Regions from separate parts of the Homo sapiens genome. Here all the other regions are linked to region 1. A link is a contact called in ENCODE Hi-C or POLR2A ChIA-PET data. All regions are on one chromosome and are shown on one strand. The core of a region is the stretch at or near the end of the contact, and the rest is flanking DNA. Distances in the headings are between cores, read along the strand shown. Region 1 holds the start of CD82 (CD82 molecule). Region 2 has its middle 37 kb from the start of HSD17B12. Region 3 holds the start of HSD17B12 (hydroxysteroid 17-beta dehydrogenase 12). Region 4 has its middle 67 kb from the start of PRDM11.

Region 1 (4,997 bases), core at 898-3,397:
CTTCCATCAGAGTCCCTGGTATTCTTGTGTAAGCCCCTTCCCGGATGGTAAGCAACCTGAGGGTGCAGGCCTTATGTGGTCGCTTGTCATTCATCGAGCAGGAAGTGGGGGTGGTGGTGGGGAGGGCTTTCCATTAAGGCTCACTAGGTAGGCTCTGTTGAAATGAACGTCTCCTCCTCCCCACCTCAGGCACCACCTACCAGACCCTCTCCCTCCCCACCATACCAAACTCCAATTTATGCCACTTCAGTGCTTGAAGAGACTGTGGTCCCATGTTGATCCAAGCCAAACCAGGACCAGGAGCCCAGAGAGAAAGTCCTATTCAAGTCTCACCCCCTCCAGGAAGCCTCCTTACCCCCACCCCCTGCCCTGGCTTCTCAAGTGTCTCACTCTTCTGAACACCTCCCCCTGCCCTACATACACACACAGTCTCCTGCACACAGCGCAGCCGCCAGTCCGTCTCTGTCCCACAGCACTTTCCAGTTTGTTCCATACTGTACAGCTTATCTCCCAGAAGATGCAGGGAGCCAATATAATGCAGCACCTTCAGCGTCCTTCAGTGTCCAACCCTGCTTAGATATCGGGTGCCCACATTGCCCCTCGCCCCCATCCCAAGCCAAGTGTGCAATGGTATAGCTGGATTCCAGCCACCAGGGCAGAACAGACCCATGAAATCTCATCTGGTTATAAGCCCTGGGTGTGACTGATCCTCTCTACAGGGACATGGTAGGGATGGGGGAGCCCTCATTGTCAGCAACTCAGGCCTGGCTAGTTCACCTCTGTATCCTCTAGCTCTCTCTAGCATATAGTAGGTGCTCAGTAAACATTTTTAGACTTATTTAACTCAACACTTACCAACCTCAAGCAACATTACAGAAAACTCAGCCACTCTTTGTTCCAGATGACACAGTCCTCATCCCTCAAATAGAGTGATGTTGGTGGCAGGTGGCAATTTCTGGCTTTCACAAGGTCAGGAGGGGCTGTAGCCAACCCCATCTCTCCAAGAAAAAAAAAAGGCTCATTCCCCATAGGAAGCAAGCCCATCACCTGCCCACCCGCATCAAAGCAGCTGTCACAGAGGGAGGTCTCACTGGTTTCCTGGCACCTTGCTAAGTAGTGTATACACATTATTCTATTTAGTGCTTGCTCCTGCTATTGGATATTGTCATTATCCCCATTTTACAGGTGAGGAAACTGAAGTTTGGAGGGGGAATGGAATCCAAATCAGTTTGATCCCAAAGCCCAAGCCTTGACCACAGAACTATGCTGCCCCGCTACTGGGGCCCAGCACAGAGCACCCACCACCTCCAGGAACAGAACCCGTCAGCCAAGAAATTAACCCCGGGTATGCTTCAAGGGCCCCTGGGGCCCTGGGCTTGACCCTGGGCCCAAGGATTGGTGGGGTTTTCCCTTCTCTTCCCCACTCACCAGTGTAAGAACTGTTCCCCAGTTTCCAACCTCCTGCTCAGGCCAGCTCACCTGGAAAAGCCCCACTGAGTTTCCAACTTGAAGTCTTAGGGGGTCCGGCTCAGTTGAACTGTTAGAATTGGTGGGAAGCAGGTGAGGCGGGAAATGGAACCTCCCTGCTTTGGCCTCCTCTTCCCCAGGGTTGGTGGGTTCGAGCCCCAACCGAGGAAACAGTGCACTCTTTAAAGCAATTCGCTTCTCTCAGTCCCATTTTGCAGGGAGAGAAACTGCAGAGGGCAACGCGATGGGAACACCTGTGGCGACCTGCAGCCTGCTCTCACCTGCCAGCTCTCACCTTCCGGCGTTTTAAGTGAGAAAGGGCAACGGGAGCGTGGAATTCACCTGGTTCACTTCCTCCTGCTGGAACCCGGGAGGTCCAGAGCCAGGTAGAGGGACGGACCCAGGATCACGCAGCTGTGCACGGCCGAGTGTGAGAACTGGGGGTTCAGGACTGGTGGCTAAAGCTCCTTTTCACCCACCAGCTGCCCCGACCTGTCACTAGTTCCGAGGAAAGTTGTCCGAGCCGGACCGCAGAAGCGGGGGCTAAAACTAACTTTGCCTATGGTTGTCCGGCAGGCTACCCCGGCCCGCTGCCCCCTTGCTCACCTGCGGGTTCTGCTTTCTGCTCCGCGCTGCAGGCCCAGCGTCACCCGCTCGTGCCTCAGTCGGCGTCGGACTGCACAGCCCGGGGCTCAGTCACTCCTCGGCCCCCTCCCGGCTGCAGCCGGGGAACGCCGCGGACTCGGCAGGCCCCGCCCCCAGAAGACACGCCCCCTCCGCCGGCCCCGCCCCCGAGCCCTTTGGGAAGGCGGTGCGCTCCCGCCGGCCAGGCCCCGCCCACTATGGCCGTACCCCAACCAGCCTCGCCCCCGGGCCCAGCTGGAGCTGAGGCCCCGCCCCGCTACGGAGTCTCTCCTCTATCCCGGCAGCCCCGCCCCCAGGTTACACTGGGGATTAAGCCCGCCCCGCTCCAGCCCTGTCCACTCACGGCGCTGCCTAACGGTCCCGCCCAGCTCCCGCCTACCTCGTCCTCCCGGTCTCCTCCCGGGCCCTCCCAGCGCCCCCGCCTCCTTCACTTTCTCCTTCGAGCCCACCCCATCCCCCGGCCCTAGTAGGGTGAGGCCACGCCCCTCCCCGCACCAGCCTGGGCTCAGCGCCTTCCTAATCCTGCCCTGCCCTGCCCCTCTCATCTCGGGCGGGTAGCCCTGGGGCCCCCACGCTGGCATTCCAGGGCGGGTGTATCCGGGTGCCGCCGGGGAACGGCGTGGGAGCGGTTTGTGTCCTAAGTCGGGGCCTCTATCAGGAGGCGGCCTGGGCCCAGGAACTTTTTGAAAATACTGACTACCATTGATTGAATCCTTGCCAGGGGCCAGGCTCTATGCCAAGCGCTGAATACAGTTCTAGCCCTTGAATTCCCACAACTCATGGGTACTCTCGTTGCGCCTATTTTACTAATGCGCAGTTTAAGGCTCAGAGAAGGGAAGTCGAGGGCTCTGAATCTCATGGAGGCGGGCGTGAGCGGGATCCAGCCTCAGGTCCTGAGTCACAGGCTTGAGCTGCCCCAGCTTGCCTGGACTGGCCCCTGGGGAAGTAGCCCAGAACAACCAGTGCTGGGGCAGTGCCCAGCAGCTGCCTGAGGTGAGGGAGGAGGTGTGGGTTGATGAGAATAGTGGCAGGAGGGGCTGTGGGCCTAAGCCCTCAAAGCTGGCTTTCTCCCTGAAGAAAAAGTGGCCCAAAATTGAGGTGGGCTGCAAGAGCTCTCTAGGTGGCTGCGGTGCCCACCCTGCGTCCCAGCCCTCTGCCCTCCCAGGCTCCAGAGGACTAGCCTCAGGCAGATTACCTGGTTAATGACCAGGGGCATTCACCTGTGCAGCTGACAAAGCTCTTTCACTTCCATTATCACAATGTCCTCTCACAACACACCGTTGTGGGAGGGTATGATTATGAGCGCTTTGTACGAGTGGAGTAAGGGCGGGAGCTGGATCCCAGCCCAGCACTGTAGTTCTCACAGCGTGGTCCTTGAACCAGGAGCAACATCATCTGGGAACTTGTTAGGAGTGCGTATTTTGAAGCCCCATCCCAACTTACTGAATGGAAAACTGTGGGACAATTGGTTTTAATAAGGCCTCCAGGTGATTCTGAATCACATTCAAGCATGAACCACTGTTGAGCAAACTGTAAAGAAGTCAGGGTGGTCTGAGAATCACACAGACCTAGGTAGCTTCCTGGTTGCGTTTTAAACCCAGGACAAGGCAAGATACTTAACCTCTGGGATGAGCCCTTAAACAGGGAATAATAATAAAATGAGCCATAACAATCATACCGATCTTGATGGTAGCTGTTGAAGATTACATGTGACAGCATTCATAAAGTATTTGGCCCACCGCTTGAATGCCGTACATGCTCAGAAAATGTTCTCTTTTCAGCAAAAAGTCTCCTTCATAGCATTCCCACACCAAGTCAGAAAAGTGAGGCTGGAGAATCCTTTAAACCCAGCAGTGTGTCATACCCGCAGAGAGACACCCTCTATCCTGCAAGTGGTTAAGATCCTAACAAGCTCCTAGATGATGTGGATGCTGGTCCGGGGACCACACTTTGAGAACCACTGTGCCATTCTGTCTTGGGCTGGGTTTCAGATCCCTACCCTACCCAGCCCATGCAAAATGGGCATAAAATTCCTCCTATTCCACCCTACTCCACACCCCGCTCCCTCCGAGCTGGGGGTGTTTGTGATGGTGTATGGCAGATGCTCCTGACAGCAATAACTTGACTTAAGCATACCCTGAGAATGGTCCTGTATGGCAGATGCACCCCAATGTGTGTTTGGAGTTTTGAGCTAAGGAATCCGGGAATGACCAACCTGGAGATTCATTCCTTATCTGTGAGGAACATTTGAACCCCGGCCCATCCTGTGGAATGCAGGGTGTACAGGGGTTCAAAGCTCTTTGTTTGGGGCCAAATGAAGGTTATCAGGTGGGGGTTGTTAGGGGGAGGGTGCTAAGTGAGAGTGATGTATAAACTGCATGCTTTTTGTAAGCGGTTGTGGCTCTCCTGCCCAGCCTGCCATGGGACTGTACAGTTCTCCTGTCCAGCCCACTGCCACCGGCCGTCCCTGTGTGTAAGTTTCCCAATAAAACCCCATGTCCCAGTTGCTGGCTCTGGTCTCTCCTTCAGCCTCTTGAACCTAGTACCATCCCTACTGAAGTTAATAGGGCTCCAGCAGACAGATGGGAACTGGCCATTGGCAAAACAGCTGGATCCCCTCACTGTCCCCTCCCCCCATGAAGACATTCTCTCATATTAGTCCCATCTGCTATCCCTTGCTGCCCTGCCACTCCTGATTAGAGATAGAGGCAGCTGTGGTGACATTGAGAGCAGTCTTCAGGCAGCTTCTAGAATCTCTGCCATACTCCCTGTCATTGTCTGAGTCCCACAGAAGAGTGTCTCCCTGTAGGAGTGCAGGGCCTGGGCACTGGTCCTGTTATGCTGACCTGCCCGAACATGGAGAGCCCAAGTTAAGAGTGCAAATC
Region 2 (4,997 bases), core at 686-3,185, 920 kb after region 1:
ACAGTGAAGTGATCTTGGCTCACTGCCGCCTCCACCTCCCAGGTTCAAGCCGATTCTCCTGCCTCAGCCTCCAGAGTAGCCGGACTACAGGCACCTGCCACAACACCCAGCTAATTTTTTTTTTTTTTTTGAGACAGGGTCTCACTCTGTTGCCCAGGCTGGAGTGCAGTGGCACAATCTCCGTTCACTGATATCTCCACCTCCTGGGTTCAAGTGATTCTCCCACCTCAGCCTTCTGAGTAGCTGAGATTATAGGCGTATGCCACCACACCCAGCTAAGTTTTTTGTATTTTTAGTAGAGATGGGGTTTCACCATGTTGGCCAGGCTGGTCTCAAACTCCTGACCTCAAGTGATCCCCTGGCCTTGGCCTCCCTAAGTGTTGGGATTACAGGCGTGAGCCACCATGCCCGGCCCCATTACTATATTCTAAGCAAACCCAGACAATAGGGGAGTTATAAAAACCTCATTCATCACAAGACACAAAGGGCTTTTTAATGATATATGAAAGTGGTTTATTTAGTTTTTATATGCACTAAAATACCAAGAGAAATGGAATACAATTTTTACTCTCTCTATAAATCATTTCTGTCACGTGGTGGCCCCTAAAACTAAAACTTGATAGCTGATTTCCAAAACCACTGTTGTACCTTATTTCAAATCTCCCACCTTACCAAACTTGAATGAAAAAATGTTTTAGATACCAGTTCTACTTGTGGGAAAAAGCTTTTAAATACTGCCTGAAAAATGGCTTTTCATGACCAGTTAGATTTCAAAACTTACAGACAATACCATGGAAATAAGGCGGAATTTATGGAGCAGTACATTGTGGCAGAAACAATGAGGTCCAATTCGTGTAGACAGACAAAACAGGTACTGCCATTCTTGGCTATCTAGTGTTATCCTGAGATTGTGATACACGACATTACACATCAGTACACGGTGCTTCATTTAGCCTCAAATGTTGAAACAGTACCCAATATCAAAGATCAGGGTCCCAACATGCAGAGAAACTCTGAGCCAAGAGTAAGGTAACACAGCTCAAAGCAAACCTAATTTCCATAAATAAACTCAAACAACTTCACAGCACCAGGGAAGCCTGGGGGAGCTGGCTCCCTAGAACTAAAGGTACCTGCAACCCTGGTGCTCGTTTTAAATTCAGTTTTGCACACATATCTTTCTACAAGCAATTGCAAAGCTCCCAAGATTTAGGAACACATCCAAGTTAATAAGAAGGCATTTCACAAGTAGGAACTGCCTGACACTGCCTTTCAGCATTAGCAAACGAGGGGAAAGTTCACCACATGCAAGGGAAAGCCAACCACACGATCATGGACACGTTCATAACTCCTGCAACTGCTCACACCCCACACCAGACAGACAACACCCAGGACACTGCTGTACATCTTACAAAATTCCAGTTCTTGCTTAAATCCCACCAGACCCAAGAAAAAGAGCCCAGTCCAACCCCAAATAGGGCCATGAGTACCAACAGCCATATGGACAGAGCCAAATGCGCTAAGAACAGTGGAGGATGCAAGCTACAAACCACAACACAGAAAGCACAACCCCATATGCCTAGGCGCCGGCCACCCAGATATTTCAAAGGCAGAATGCCAGACGACCAAGGTCCGGCCGGCTGGGAACCCTCACCGACCCTGCAGCCGCTACAGGCCCCTTGACCGCTATAACGACGGCAAATCCCAATGTTAACCCATCAGGCTGCTTGCCCACCTTCCAGGAACACAACTAACAGGCCCTTGGCAACCTGGGGGGCTGTTGGTGGCCTTCTAACGGGACCGACAGCCCCCCAAACCCTCCGAAAGGCAGAAACCCTCAACTCCCTGCCTCGGCGGCGGCCATCACGGCAAGAAAGCAGGCTTTTACGACAACTCCCACAATGCCCGCGGCCTACAACTCCCAGTGTGCACCGGGCGCCGCCGCGGTTAACCCTGTAGTGGCGCCGGGCTGGCGAGCCCTGCACCCTTTCCCCTCCCAACGGCCAATTGTTGCACCTACTTTCACCCTTTCAATCTGAAAGTAACTTCGGAAATTTTCTCAAACACCTATAGTTACGCTATCTAGCCGCCTTCCCTTATCACACAAACAACCTCAACTGCTCAGAAAATTATCCTTGACAGAGAAACATTTGTTAATCTCTAGAGCACTCCTCATAGTGTCAAATGCTTCCCATTTGAAAAGGGGACACTTAACTTCAATTAATCTTCCCCTTCGACTTTATCATTTTCCAACATTTTTCTAAGTTATTATACTCCAGAGATTCGTGTACTCAACACTATTAATTTAAAATCTGTTTTCTAACTTCTGGGAAGCAACAAGAGAGAAAGACTATCCTATAACTGCCCACAATGTTCTACATCTCTCCATTTTATAAGACAAATTTCCTCCAATATATTGTCTCAAAAAAATTATGCGACTCCAAGTAAGTCCTAATAAGAAATATTAAATATGGGCAATATATTTTTTCAATTTGAAGTTAGTTTTTTTTAGGGGAAAACCTGGGTTGTGTCAATATACTTTGGTTTCCCTTTCACTCTCTTGATAGATAATCAGAAATATAATAATGCTGCTTTATTACTTTTTAATTTTAAAATGCCAACAAGCAACAAGTAAAGAAACATTTTAATAAAATTTGAAAAATAAACTAAGAGTTCATTCTTTCAGGAGACTGCACAATTACATATTTTATTCATAAATGAACTCCTTCAAGGTTTTTCTCATTTTAATTAAAAATAAGAGTTTAAAAACGCATTTCTTTGAAATAGTTTGCCCATAATTTCAGTAAAGATTAACAATCACGTTTAAAGAACACTGTATCATCAATGTAAGTTCAATATCCTGTTTGTACATACAGTACAAACTGTAACATGCCCAGACGTATAACTGAGAGATAAAATAATTGTTTAGTATTTGATGCATACACTAAGGCAACAACTAGAATTCTCCCAAATTATCTGCTATTTTTCTCACATCCAAATATAAAATGAAATGTACATAATGTCTGATTTTTCCACAGAAACAATTTGCCATTTGAAAGGGCACTCAAAATGTATCATGAATTTCAAATCACAAAACTCAGAAATCCTAATACACATGCAAAAACCTAAAGCCTTGTTGGAAAGATACGTATTTAGTAAGACTCTACGAAATTATATTTTAAATGTGCCCCTTACTATTACATTTAGCTTATTAGTACATTTTTTATCTAGTAAACTATGATGAGAAAATACTTCATCATTTACTTCTTCACTCCTGTACAATATGTAGTTTCCTAAACAATTAAGACAAATGCCATATACCAAGATATAAAAAATTATATATTCATATATATTTGGAATTTTAGTTTATTATACTACTTTAGCATCTGAACATTTCTAATTCTCACCTAACTCTTTAGTTAGTATTTTGCTAGGCAAAGCTCTGTTTTTTTCCCCTCTCTTTTTTAATAGCTACCAGGTTGTAACATTTTAAAGCGTATTTTATATATTATTCTCTTGATGTTAAAATACATGATGATTCATAAGAAAGGCTCAAAAACAAGTCAGAAATGAAACTGATCTCATATATTTATTACATGCTTACAACTCTCTTCTCAGTACTATAAGATTATATTTTCCATTAGGAGATTAGTCATTTTTTTTCTTTTAACGGTTCAAAATATAAGAGGTAAAAACTGATATATTAAAGGGCTTTACGTAAAAATTACATTAGAAATAATTTTATGATCTTTTCAGTTTACCCACATCATTCTTTTAAAAATAACTTAGAAGTTTAGTATATTTTAATTAAGTAATTTAAGTAGGTCTTAATCTATATACTTAATATTGATGTAAATGTCTTTATAAGAAGAAAATAAACGTATTCTAGAAATGAACTCTTCAAATTTATACCAAAAAATTTAGTAATTTCCCTCAAGTTTTTAGATTCTATTTCACCACATGAATTTTTAAAGTATATTTTTTTAAAACCCTAAACTTTATACTAAGATTTAAAAAATATTTATACGTAACAGTATTAATATGTTTAAAATTAGGAAACATTTTGTATACTTTTAAGAATATATATATGTTAATAGAAGACAAACATTGCAATCTATTTCTTTTCCCAAATGTGGCATTGGTGACAAAGCTAGAATGTGCAAATTTGCATATTTACAACAGATTCTATAATTTCTGAAACTACTTGTTTTATTCTTTTAATTTCATAAAATACTTCAAAGCATTTAAAATGTTTGTTTAGACAATTTAATTGCACTTGTAATCTGCTTTTAAAAATCTGATTTTCATGTATGTATTTTATACTGTTCATGGAAGTAAACTGCACTAATAGAATTATTGCCAAAAATAGAATGAGTTGCAAATATTCTAATATGCTTAAAAAGTTAGTCTGTCTCCTTTTCTTATGTTATCAACGTAACACAATTACCAAACACTGAAAAGAGTTCACACACAAAGTACAGGTTCTTGCCTGATTAAACAAATTATTTATATTTACATTCTGACCCTACAAAAAAATATTTTCCCAGCATGTGAGTATATACCAAAGTTTAAGTTTGCCTGTTACTGCACAAATCTTAATTAACTTTAATTCACGGGCCTGCTTTTAAAACAATGACCAGTCTTTCAAATTTATCAAAATAGTTTATCACATTAGTTTACATCTGTGTTTAGGAATATTTTAGATGTCTGAAAATTCTCTTGTTTTTGATTTTGCTAAATATTTTTTAAAACTCTGTGCCAGAATCATAACTTTTATTTTAATTTGGTTATGTCTTAAATATTTTTAAAAGATGGATCATGGGAATCCTCTTATTCAGGCTATGAGAAAGTGCAAAAAAAAAGGGGTCTATCTCATTTTTTCCCCAACAAATTAATCTTTTTTAAATGAAAAATTTCTAACTACTTTTGCTTTATTTAAATTAAAAATCCTGCTTTCTATCATCTTCATGATGTTTTACATCAGTTAAGATAAGCAAAGT
Region 3 (4,997 bases), core at 1,162-3,661, 880 kb after region 1:
AATCAACCAATATGGTCAATTTTAAAGAGAAAAAAAAAAAAAAACAAAAAAAAACACATCCAGGCATGGTGGCTCACACATGTAATCCCAGCACTTTGGGAGGCTGAAGCAGGAGGATTGCTTGATCTCAGGTCTTCCAGACCAGCCTCTGAAACAGAGTGAGGCCTTGTCTCTACAAAAAACAAAAAAAATGAGCTGGTGTGGTGATGCACACCTGTAGTCCCAGCTACTCAGGAGGCTCACATGGGAGGATCACTTGAACCCAAGAGTTCGAGGCTGCAGTTGGCTATGATCACACCACCACACCACTGCCCTCCAGCCTGGGTGACAAAGTGAGACCCTGTCTCAAAAAAAAAAAGAAAAGAAAAGAAAACAACAAGTTATTAACATTAGTCTTTGCTTACCAATTACAAATTTTATCTTGATACAATTCCCTAATTTTTATCTTGTATAAAAATCTTGTAGTCTTTTGTAGTCAAAAGTCTTCAAACAGGTTTTCCAAAACTAACAATGAAGAATGTGGGCAAGTCAATTGGGAAATCATAATCTTAATTATAACCAAGTTGAATACTTCACTTTCTGTTTTTTTTTTTTTTTTTTTTTTGAGATGAGTCTCGCTCTGTCACCCAGGCTGGATGGAGTGCAGTGGCATGATCTCGGCTCACTGCAAACTCCGCCTCCTGGGTTCAAGCGATTCTCTTGCCTCAGCCTCTGGGACTACAGGGGCGCGCCACCACGCCCAGCTAATTTTTGTATTTTTAGTACAGACGGGGTTTCACCGTGTTGGTCAGGCTGGTCTCAAACTCCTGACCTTGTGATCCACTCGCCTCGGCCTCCCAAAATGCTGGGATTACAGGCGTGAGCCATCACACCCAGCTGAACATTTCACTTCCTTTTTCAGAGAAACAGGTGACTGTGAAACAGAATTATAATGTTGCTCCACATCGTCCAAAGATTTCACATACATATCCACTGCTAAGATGTTTTCTCTTAATGTTAACATAAACCCAAAAGGTTAACATATGTCTTTCCTACTAGGTTGTTTAAATGTTTCTAAATAAACAAAGAACATGGAGTAACATTATTAGTGTATCTTACCTGAGCCCAGTCTGCAGGCAATGCCTAACCACCCCAAAATTCAATAAAATGCTTAGGAAGTGCACATTCGATTATAAAACATCAAAATAAATAATCATCTCAGGGTAGGACCACAAGCATATCATAAGTAATCACTCGGTTTAAAGGGAAAAAAGGCCAAGAGACGAAAAATAAAGCAAAGAAGGAAACAAAATAGGTTGAAAAAGAAAAAAAAAAGGGGGGGGGGAGCAAAACTTCCCTGCAGATAATTTTCCCTATTTCCTCAACCTGACCTTCGTCCTCCATTTTAAAAATCCTCCGACTACAAGTTCCATGTGTTTGGTTCACTCTTTACGGGTATACTTTTTCCTACAAACGTCCTTGTGAAAAAAAAAAAAAAATCTGATTTTAACATGATGAGTTATCATTTTACAGAAGCAATAGTTCTTGCTACTCGTTAGGACTCCAGAACAGTTTAGCGAGAATTCCTTTTAAAGGGGCTTTGTAATTGTATGAAATAGGCCAAATCCAGATACGATTACTATCTTAATCGTAACTGGGGAGGTACGATTCCGCAGTGCAAAAAGCCTTCTGAAATTGTGTCCCTACACCCCTTTCCATCCTCTGCCCAAACATGTTAACAGAATGCTCTGCATCCTTAGCACAGGGCCAATATTCAAACCGAGCGAAAAACTTTATTTTAAAAACACTTACAAGGGGCGAACCAAGGAGGACAGCGTGTGACTGAGGAGGCAGCAGGGCGACTGACTGGCTCCATGAACACGGAATGGCTTAAAGGGCACAAGCCCCAGAGACTTAAGGCAGTTTTCTCCTACACCCTAAGCTGAGCTTAGATTCCCAGGATTGAGCGAGCAGTGTATTTCGTACCTTAAAACTCTGCAAGTAGTCTAAGCAAGCAGAAGACAGCCAAGGGAGCCAGGAGGGGCCCGCGGGGCACAGGAGCCTGAGAAAGAGGAGAGCTGGGGAGGGGAAGGCCAGGAGCAGACCCCAGAACTAGTCATCACGGCCCAGGCCTGGTCCGGGCCGCCGCGGGAGCGAGGACGCGGCGCTGCATCCGACTCACCTGCCCATTCTCCGAGCCCCGGGCCGACCCCCGCCTCATTCCCCACTCCCCAGACCCGGAGGGCCGTGAAGAGCGAGTACGAAATACGCAGGGCTAGGTAGGCCACGGTGCCCGCGCCGACCCAGTACAGGAAGCCGGCGGCGGGGAGAGCGCTCTCCATGGCTTTCCACTAGGCCTCACTACCTTCGTGAATGAAAAGAGCGAGTGAATGAATCCAGGAGGAGGCGCCGGCCGTGACGGTGAGGATGACACTAATAGGCGCTGCTCCGACACCACTTTGGGCCTAAACCCCGCCCGCGGGGCCATATCCGTGTCGCTATTGGTGACCCGTCTTTCCCTCTGCGCGTAGTGCGTCAGCCATTAGCTGACTCCAGTTCCACTGCCCCTCCCACACTCCTCCCATCACCGCGTCCCCCGGGGTTCCGCCAGTGAGCGCCCTGTCTCACCCCACCGAGGCGCCCCGGTCTCTCATTGGCTGCAGCCGTACTCGCGACTGCGGAAGACTGCGCTCGGATTGGCCGGTCAGACCCAGGCTGGTTTGAGCTCAGGTTCGAAGAGGAAATGGGATCAGAGAAGCCGCTAGTGAATGGAAAGATTATAGTAAGAAGTGGGCGTAGGCAGGGCGCGGTGGCTAACACCTGTAATCCCAGCACTTTGGGAGGCCGAGGCGGGCGAATCGCTTGAGCTTAGGAGTCCGAGACCAGCCTGGCCAACATCCGAACCCCGTCTCTACTAAAAATACAAAAATTAGCCGGGCGTGGTGGCGTGCGCCTGTAATCTCAGCTACTCGGGAGGCTGAGGCAGGAGAATCACGAACCCGGGAGGCAGAGGTTGCAGTGAGCCGAGATCGCGCCACTGCATTCCAGCCTGAGCGACGGAGTGAGACTCCATCCCAAAACAAAAACAAAAAAAAAAAGAAAAGAAATAGGTGTGGAGCCACAGTTTTATTTTCAACTCTTTATTAAATAAATATATATTTTACATATATGATATAATTATATAATAAATATATCATTGTTAAGCGTGCTGTCATTGTTGCCATAAACTTTTCCAGATAAAGGCTTGCAGTCTTCTGTGTCTGTGCCTTCCTCGCTGCAGGCATTCGCCCGGGTTACACTCACTCATAGAGAGCCCTTAAATGCCAGACCTCCCTCCCAGCTGAGCACTAAACATCACTTAGTTCCCAACGATTTGGGGTTCAAGGCAAATAACCTGATGGAGTCTAATAACTGTTAGACGATGGCATCAGAGCTGTATGGTGAATGAAAAATATAGGAACACAGCTTGCTGAACAATTAGTTTTGGAAGGAGACTATATCTTTTAATTTGTCTTCAAAGGGGGATAGAAAATTTTACTTTCTTTTTTAAATTTCCCTTTTTTGGTTGGGGAGTGGGGGAGTGGTATTTCCAGGGGGCACAGAAGTGTGAAGTCCAGATAGAGGCATGGGAACTACGTTAGCAAAGTTGCAGAGGAGAAAGATCACAAGGTAAGTTTAAAAAATTGTGTAAAACTTAAGGAGATTTTGGGCTGAGACGATGGGGTTTTCTAAATATACAATTATGTCATCTGCAAACAGGGACAATTTGACTGCCTCTTTTCCTAACTGAATACTCTTTATTTCTTTCTCCTGCCTGATTGCCCTGGCCAGAACTTCCAACACTATGTTGAATAGGAGTGGTGAGAGAGGGCATCCCTGTCTTGTAACTCAATGTGCAAAAATCACAGGCATTCTTATACACCAATAACAGACAAACAGAGAGCCAAATCATGACTGAACTCCCCTTCACAATTGCTTCAAAGAAAATAAAATACCTAGGAATCCAACTTACAAGGGATGTGAAGGACCTCTTCAAGGAGAACTACAAACCACTGCTCAACGAAATAAAAGAGGACACAAACAAATGGAAGAACGTTCCATGCTCATGGATAGGAAGAATCAATATCGTGAAAATGGCCATACTGCCCAAGGTAATGTATAGATTCAATGCCATCCCCATCAAGCTACCAATGACTTTCTTCACAGAATTGGAAACAACTACTTTAAAGTTCATATGGAACCAAAAAAGAGCCCGCATTGCCAAGTCAATCCTAAGCCAAAAGAACAAAGCTGGAGGCATCACACTACCTGACTTCAAACTATACTACAAGGCTACAGTAATCAAAACAGCATGGTACTGGCACCAAAACAGAGATATAAACCAATGGAACAGAACAGAGCCCTCAGAAATAACACCACACATCTACAACTATCTGATCTTTGATGAACCTGGCAAAAACAAGAAATGGGGAAAGGATTTCCTATTTAATAAATGGTGCTGGGAAAACTGGCTAGCCATATGTAGGAAGCTGAAACTGGATCCCTTCCTTACACCTTATACAAAAATTAATTCAAGATGGATTAAAGACTTACATGTTAGACCTAAAACTATAAAAAACCCTAGAAGAAAACCTAGGCAATACCATTCAGGACATAGGCATGGGCAAGGACTTCATGTCTAAAGCACCAAAAGCAATGGCAACAAAAGCCAAAATTGACAAATGGGATCTAATTAAACTAAAGAGCTTCTGCACAGCAAAAGAAACTACCATCAGAGTGAACAGGCAACCTACAGAATGGGAGAAAATTTTTGCAATCTACTCATCTTACAAAGGGCTAATATCCAGAATCTACAAAGAACTCAAACAAATTTACAAGAAAAAAACAAACAACCCCATCAACAAGTGGGCAAAAGATATGAACAGATACTTCTCAAAAGAAGACATTTATGCAGGCAACAGACACATGAAAAAATGCTCATCATCACTGGCCATCAGAGAAACGCAAATCAAAACCAC
Region 4 (4,997 bases), core at 878-3,377, 510 kb before region 1:
TAAGAGGTTTGTGTACTCTTCTGTCCCTGCCATGCCGGGGGCAGACACCGGCCATTAAGTCATCATAATGAGCTTTTGTGTTGTTTTGGAGGAAGAATGAGGTGAGTAGAGGCAGGGTCTAGAGCCAGACTACAGAGGTGCAGAATCCAGCTGTGCCATGTACTGGGAATCCCTGGACAAGATCCTTAATCATCCTGTGCCTCAGTTTCCTCATCTGTAAAGTGGAGGTACTAATACCGACTTCATGGTGTTGTTGCTGCGGAATTAAATGAGCTTTTAAACAAGATTAAATTAAATTTTATATAAATATCTGTAAAATGCTTGCAGTGGTACTGGGCACGTGGTCTGTAAGTGTTTGGTTGTTTTTCTAGACCCACACTTAACCCCAGTGCTTCTCAAGACACTGCTCAGGGCAGCCGTATTAATCAGTTGTTGCTTCTCCTGTTTTAATCCAGTCTCCTCATTGTAGATGGCAGGTGGTGGGGCCAGTGAATCCAGGTGGTGGGAAGTCTTTCCCAGGGTCTCAGTGACTCAATGGAGCTGGAGCTCACCATTTCCTGATACTGACACCAGAATTTGTTGCATTATACGATGATATGGTTTGGCTGTGTCCCCACCCAAATCTCATCTTGAATTGTAGTTCCCATAATTCCCACGTGTTGTGGGAGGGACCTGGTGGGAGATAATTGAATCACGCGGTTTCTCTCATAGTGTACTAGTAGTGAATAAGTCTCTCAAGATCTGATGGTTTTATAAGGGGTTTCCCCTTCCACTTGGCTCTCATTCTCTCTTGCCTGCTGCCATGTAAGAAGTGCCTTTTGCCTTCTGCCATGATTGTGAGGCCTCCCCAGTCATGTGGAACTGTGAGTCCATTAAACCTCTTTTTCTTTATAAATTACCCAGTCTTGGGTATGTCTTTATCAGCAGCCTGAAAACGGACTAATACATATGACTTACAGCATAGGAAGGCGCTAGCAGGAAGGATCCCAGTGCTTAAGAGGGAAACTCCTGGAACCTTCATCTGCCCACTGTGAAGGGAAGAGCTGATATCCAGCCCTCCCAGCTCTGCACAACGTGAGGATCTCCCACAGGGCTGTCCCAGGGGAGTCAGCATCGGGGGTGGGGCATAGGCCAGTCCCCCTGCTATCCTGTACGATAACCCCTCTCCTGGGGGCCCAGTGCATCTCCAATCTCTGTGGCAGGTTCCTCCCCACCTTTCCAGGCCCCTTCCTTTCTTCTGTTCCTTCTTAGGAGATATAGCTACAGCCTGGGGTGGTGGCCATTCAGCTAGCCCTTGATGGGAGGGTCCCAGGAACCAGCTTCAGGCCCTAGATGGGTCCACTTCCAAAGTGACCAGCCTCCGCCTTCAGAGACACTGGAACCATATGACCTGCTGGCCGGCCTCCGGCAAGCGGATGGGACCTCAGCCTTCACAACTAGACCGCTTCTAGTTAAGCACCGGTGTTTCCAGCCCTTGGAGAAGAAAACTCAAGAAAGTGCTTCCAAGGTGTAGTTCAAAGACTACCTGTGCCGAATCACCTGGGGGTGGGGGTCAGGAGGCTCATCGATGAAAATACAAATTCCTGGGTCTTACACAAGACCTACCGGGTTAGACTCTGGAGCTGGGAGTGCAGGAACCGCAAGTTTCCCAAGCAACTCCTGCACACTCGAGTTAGTAAACTGTGGGACTCACGGGGCAACAGCAACGGGAAAGCCCTTAGGACCAGGAATCCTTGGTACCATCCCAACCCCATTGCCAGACTCCCTGAGGGACGCCAGGGATTCACAGTTTGTGCCAGTGAACGAGCCCAAGCCTGCGTCTTCACTCCTTTCTCTCCAGCTGCCCACACTGCTCACACGTTCCCCGCAGTTTCTAAATTCAAAGTGGGGCAGTTTGAGCTGTTTACCAACTCCCTTTCCTGGGCACCAGGTCTTAGAAGCCTGCCACTGGAGAGGGGTCTGGGCTCACATCCTTCTAGGGCTTGGCAGGAGTTTCCCTGACTGTAGGCAGGGGGTGAGGATGGGACCCGAGGGCCCTGTTGCAAGCTGGGTGACTTCCTGGCCTGGAGCAAGCCTCTGACTTTCCAGACACAGCTTGGGCCTCTGAACCACTTCCTCCCGGAAGTCACAGTCTTTACAATCTCCCCCAAGTGGGACGGCAGCCTGAGTGCTGTCAGGCTCACCTGCAGAGGGACTCCCGTCCTGGGCCCTGGAGCTGGCGCTGGGGTGGGGGTGGGAGCCTGACACCCACTCCGGCCCCCTACAGATGGTCCAATGCCTCGTTGGCAGAGCAAGTGTTCATTGAACACCTGCTGAGTGTGGCTTGCTGTACTGGGTGCTGGTGGGGGGAGGGTGAGGGATGGGGAAGCATTGGGGGCGAAGAAAGAAATAGAAGACTGGGGGAGTGGAGAAGCCCACACGCAGGTTTAGAACAATCACTAAGCAGCCTGCCAGGCAAAGCGAAACACACTCATCAGAATCCAGTCTGCGTGAGCTTATTCAGCAGGCCAGGCTGGTATCTCAGAGGTGTGGGGTGTGTGCTGGCGTGGGAGGGGGGCAGGGAAGACACAGGGGCAGACAGGACTTATGTTCCAGTCCTGAGGCCACACACCATGGACAAGGCCATTGCTGTGTGGCCTTGGTAAGTTACTTACCCTCTCTGAGCCTCAGCCATTCCCCTTTCTGTGCTTCCCCCAGTGTATACAACCTGGAAAATTGCCAGCTTAAACCAAATTTTCTGACACTTAGCAAGGGATGTGGCTTCTTGGTCATCTGAGTGGTCTGTCAGCTAGAGGCCCATGTCACCCCAACAGGCAGTATAGGGTCATGATTAGAAACCTTGTGCTTTGGGGTCACAGACCTTCACTGAAAGCCACCTCTGCCACAGGCATATCAATGCCCTTGTCTATAGAATGAGCAGATCTGTCGGCATCTTTGCAGGGAGGATTCAGTGAAATTCACTCCTGGCTGGGGAGCGGGGTGTCTGGACAGCATCTCGGAGAAGGGGCAGAGGACATGAGGTTCACAAAGCACTGCCTTCCTCCTTTGCTTTGATTCATTTTAGTTGCAGTAGTCACTTGTTGGAGATGTTAATGAATACAAAAGCCAGAGAGTGTTTCACTTTTTTCAAAGACTGCACGAGTTATGAGGTTTGAGGAGTGCCAGGGTACAGGATGGAAGGGGCCCAGCGCTGTGCCTGGCGCTTGGTGAGCTCTCCTGAGTGTTACAAGACAGACTTCTTCCCACTGCTTCCTCTCTTTAGTGTCTTCCGATGAAGACACTCCTCCCCTTTCTCCTTCTCAGCTGTGTTTGTTCCCTAGAGACAGCTGGAGCTCCACCCCCCAACAGCCCCTAAGCAGGGGGGGGCCTCTCCCCTGCAGCAGCCTGGCTCTGGGCTAATCCTAAACCCTCTCCTAATTAAAGAGCATATAATTTAGGGATTAAGTGTGAAGTGATTAAAATTAGAGACCTGTGTGCCAATCCTGGCTTACTATTCACTGGCTGTGTGACCTGGGGCAAATTACTTAGCCTCTCTGTGCTTCAGCTTCCTCCTCCAAAAAAAAAAAAAAACATGGACTAAGGCACCCACGTCACAGGGCTGTTGTCAAGATGAATCGAGTAAGTGCATGTGAAACATTTAGCATGCACTAAGCAGTCAATGAACATGCAGCTGTTCTTCAGGTTAAAGCCACACTGGCTATTGGTTGCCTTCTGTTTTCTTTACTTTCGCAGAGCCACCTCCCGCCATGGGCCAGTCTGGCTGGAAACTGTAGGAGTGAATAAGAGAAGGATCCATGTGAGTGCGTGGTCAAAATAGAAGTTGCCGTGGAAAGGCGAGAGATGAGTCTGCCAGTGAGAGCCTGTCTGGATGTCGTCAGCTGTGATGGGCCTACAGGTTGTCACGGACTTGGCGGCTCTCCGACGACTGCTGAGCAGTCTTCTATGTATAAGAATCCAGAGCCTGTCGGGATGAACCAGGGTGTAGGGAGTCAGTGTTAATGGCGCTTGGGAGCTGGGTTCAGCGGGGAGGTTCCTCAGAAGGGTCCGGACTCCATCACAATCATTGCAGATGGAGTTGGACTCTAGCCAGCAGAGAGGAGTAGTCACAGAAACTGTGGAGGCCAGAACAAGCTGATCTGAGCCCTAGGGGGTTAAAATTCTTTCTTCCCTCCCCACTCACCTCAGAAAAGTGACCTGGGACCTTGTGACCAAGCAAGTGAAAATTCAATTCATTATCTCATAAATGCCTTCAAGAGTTGGTAGACCTAAGAGTACAAAAGAATACAAGATTCCCCCCACTTCCAAAAATCCTAAGAGTTGAAAGGGTGAATACATGTGCATATGGTCAGAGTTGAAACCTACAAATGCAGGCACATGATCAACCCTGTGTAGGCATAGACAAGAATTAAGGAGTGTGTGGATTACCAGAATCCAGGGATTGGGCTGAAGAGCTGGGGAGACAAACCCTCATTTTTTTTTATGCCTGTGACATAGAACTTAGGGAGTCCCCCTAGGCCACCACATCCAGGAGAAATTCCCTATCCTAAGCAACCTCAACTGAAGGGCTCATAACGGCCTTCTTGGGGGCTAAGCCACCCCAGTTAACTGAGATAATGTTTTTTCTTTGTGGGTGTACATTTTTTTCACTCCAGGAGATTTGGGGTTATGTTAAGACAGGCTTATGGGAATTAAAACCATAGTATTTTATTTTTCTGTTATACACTTACTTGTAATGCTAAGATAATTTTGCCTATTAAAGTGAGAATCTAATCATCCTAATTTAAAATGTAATTGAGCAATTAGATGTGTGAGTTTACATTGAAATCTTACTAAACTTATGCTCAGTCCTAGAATATTTCAGAGCATTTTAGGTTCACAGTATATATACATTTAATTTACTAGCTGTAAATGAATTAGTTATGTCCCCAGGGAGATTTTGCTCAAAACAGGCAAATGAGTTTAAAAGGAAATCCAACAGATGACTTTAAAGATGTTAT

Evidence for each region. A loop is a pair of places that touch in the nucleus more often than their neighbours do. ChIA-PET counts read pairs that join two places held with the same protein, here RNA polymerase II (POLR2A). Pooled maps may share reads with other maps.
Region 2: a loop to region 1 is called in a pooled map, with 4 times the contacts of the local background. The contact joins the enhancer-like site here to the promoter of CD82 in region 1. A Hi-C loop is called at or near these places in 1 of 37 single-sample maps with no recorded cell type and 5 of 50 pooled maps. POLR2A ChIA-PET finds 5 or more read pairs at or near these places in 1 of 52 experiments (HEK293).
Region 3: a map of CD8-positive, alpha-beta T cell shows a loop between it and region 1 (6-fold over the local background). The contact joins the promoter of HSD17B12 here to the promoter of CD82 in region 1. A Hi-C loop is called at or near these places in 3 of 168 maps with a recorded cell type or tissue (CD8-positive, alpha-beta T cell and GM12878), 7 of 37 single-sample maps with no recorded cell type and 18 of 50 pooled maps. POLR2A ChIA-PET finds 5 or more read pairs at or near these places in 1 of 52 experiments (activated CD4-positive, alpha-beta T cell).
Region 4: a map of B cell shows a loop between it and region 1 (6-fold over the local background). The contact joins the enhancer-like site here to the promoter of CD82 in region 1. A Hi-C loop is called at or near these places in 8 of 168 maps with a recorded cell type or tissue (B cell, OCI-LY7, aorta and 5 more) and 14 of 50 pooled maps.

The regions. Positions count from the first base shown.
Region 1 is chr11:44,562,813-44,567,809 of GRCh38, reverse strand. CD82 (CD82 molecule) reads right to left here and starts at 2,147. Exons shown (of 10, transcript NM_002231.4): 1 at 2,074-2,147. RefSeq lists enhancers at 1,059-1,128, 1,634-2,134, 4,974-4,997 and a silencer at 2,049-2,648.
Region 2 is chr11:43,641,114-43,646,110 of GRCh38, reverse strand. It overlaps a transcript of HSD17B12 not described here. Among named protein-coding and RNA genes, the nearest start is that of HSD17B12, 37 kb to the left of the region's middle. RefSeq lists an enhancer at 1,789-1,978. Within about 2 kb of position 1,935, at least 25 of the 41 ENCODE cell types and tissues checked have a DNase peak (open chromatin) inside an H3K27ac peak, as active enhancers do.
Region 3 is chr11:43,678,152-43,683,148 of GRCh38, reverse strand. HSD17B12 (hydroxysteroid 17-beta dehydrogenase 12) reads right to left here and starts at 2,411. Exons shown (of 11, transcript NM_016142.3): 1 at 2,162-2,411. The coding sequence starts at 2,321. RefSeq lists enhancers at 1,657-1,716, 1,867-1,916, 1,991-2,556, 2,767-2,816.
Region 4 is chr11:45,077,466-45,082,462 of GRCh38, reverse strand. No RefSeq gene overlaps it. Among named protein-coding and RNA genes, the nearest start is that of PRDM11, 67 kb to the left of the region's middle. RefSeq lists an enhancer at 1-209 and a silencer at 2,325-2,394. Within about 2 kb of position 2,127, at least 13 of the 41 ENCODE cell types and tissues checked have a DNase peak (open chromatin) inside an H3K27ac peak, as active enhancers do; they include B cell, OCI-LY7 and sigmoid colon, where a contact is called at or near this core.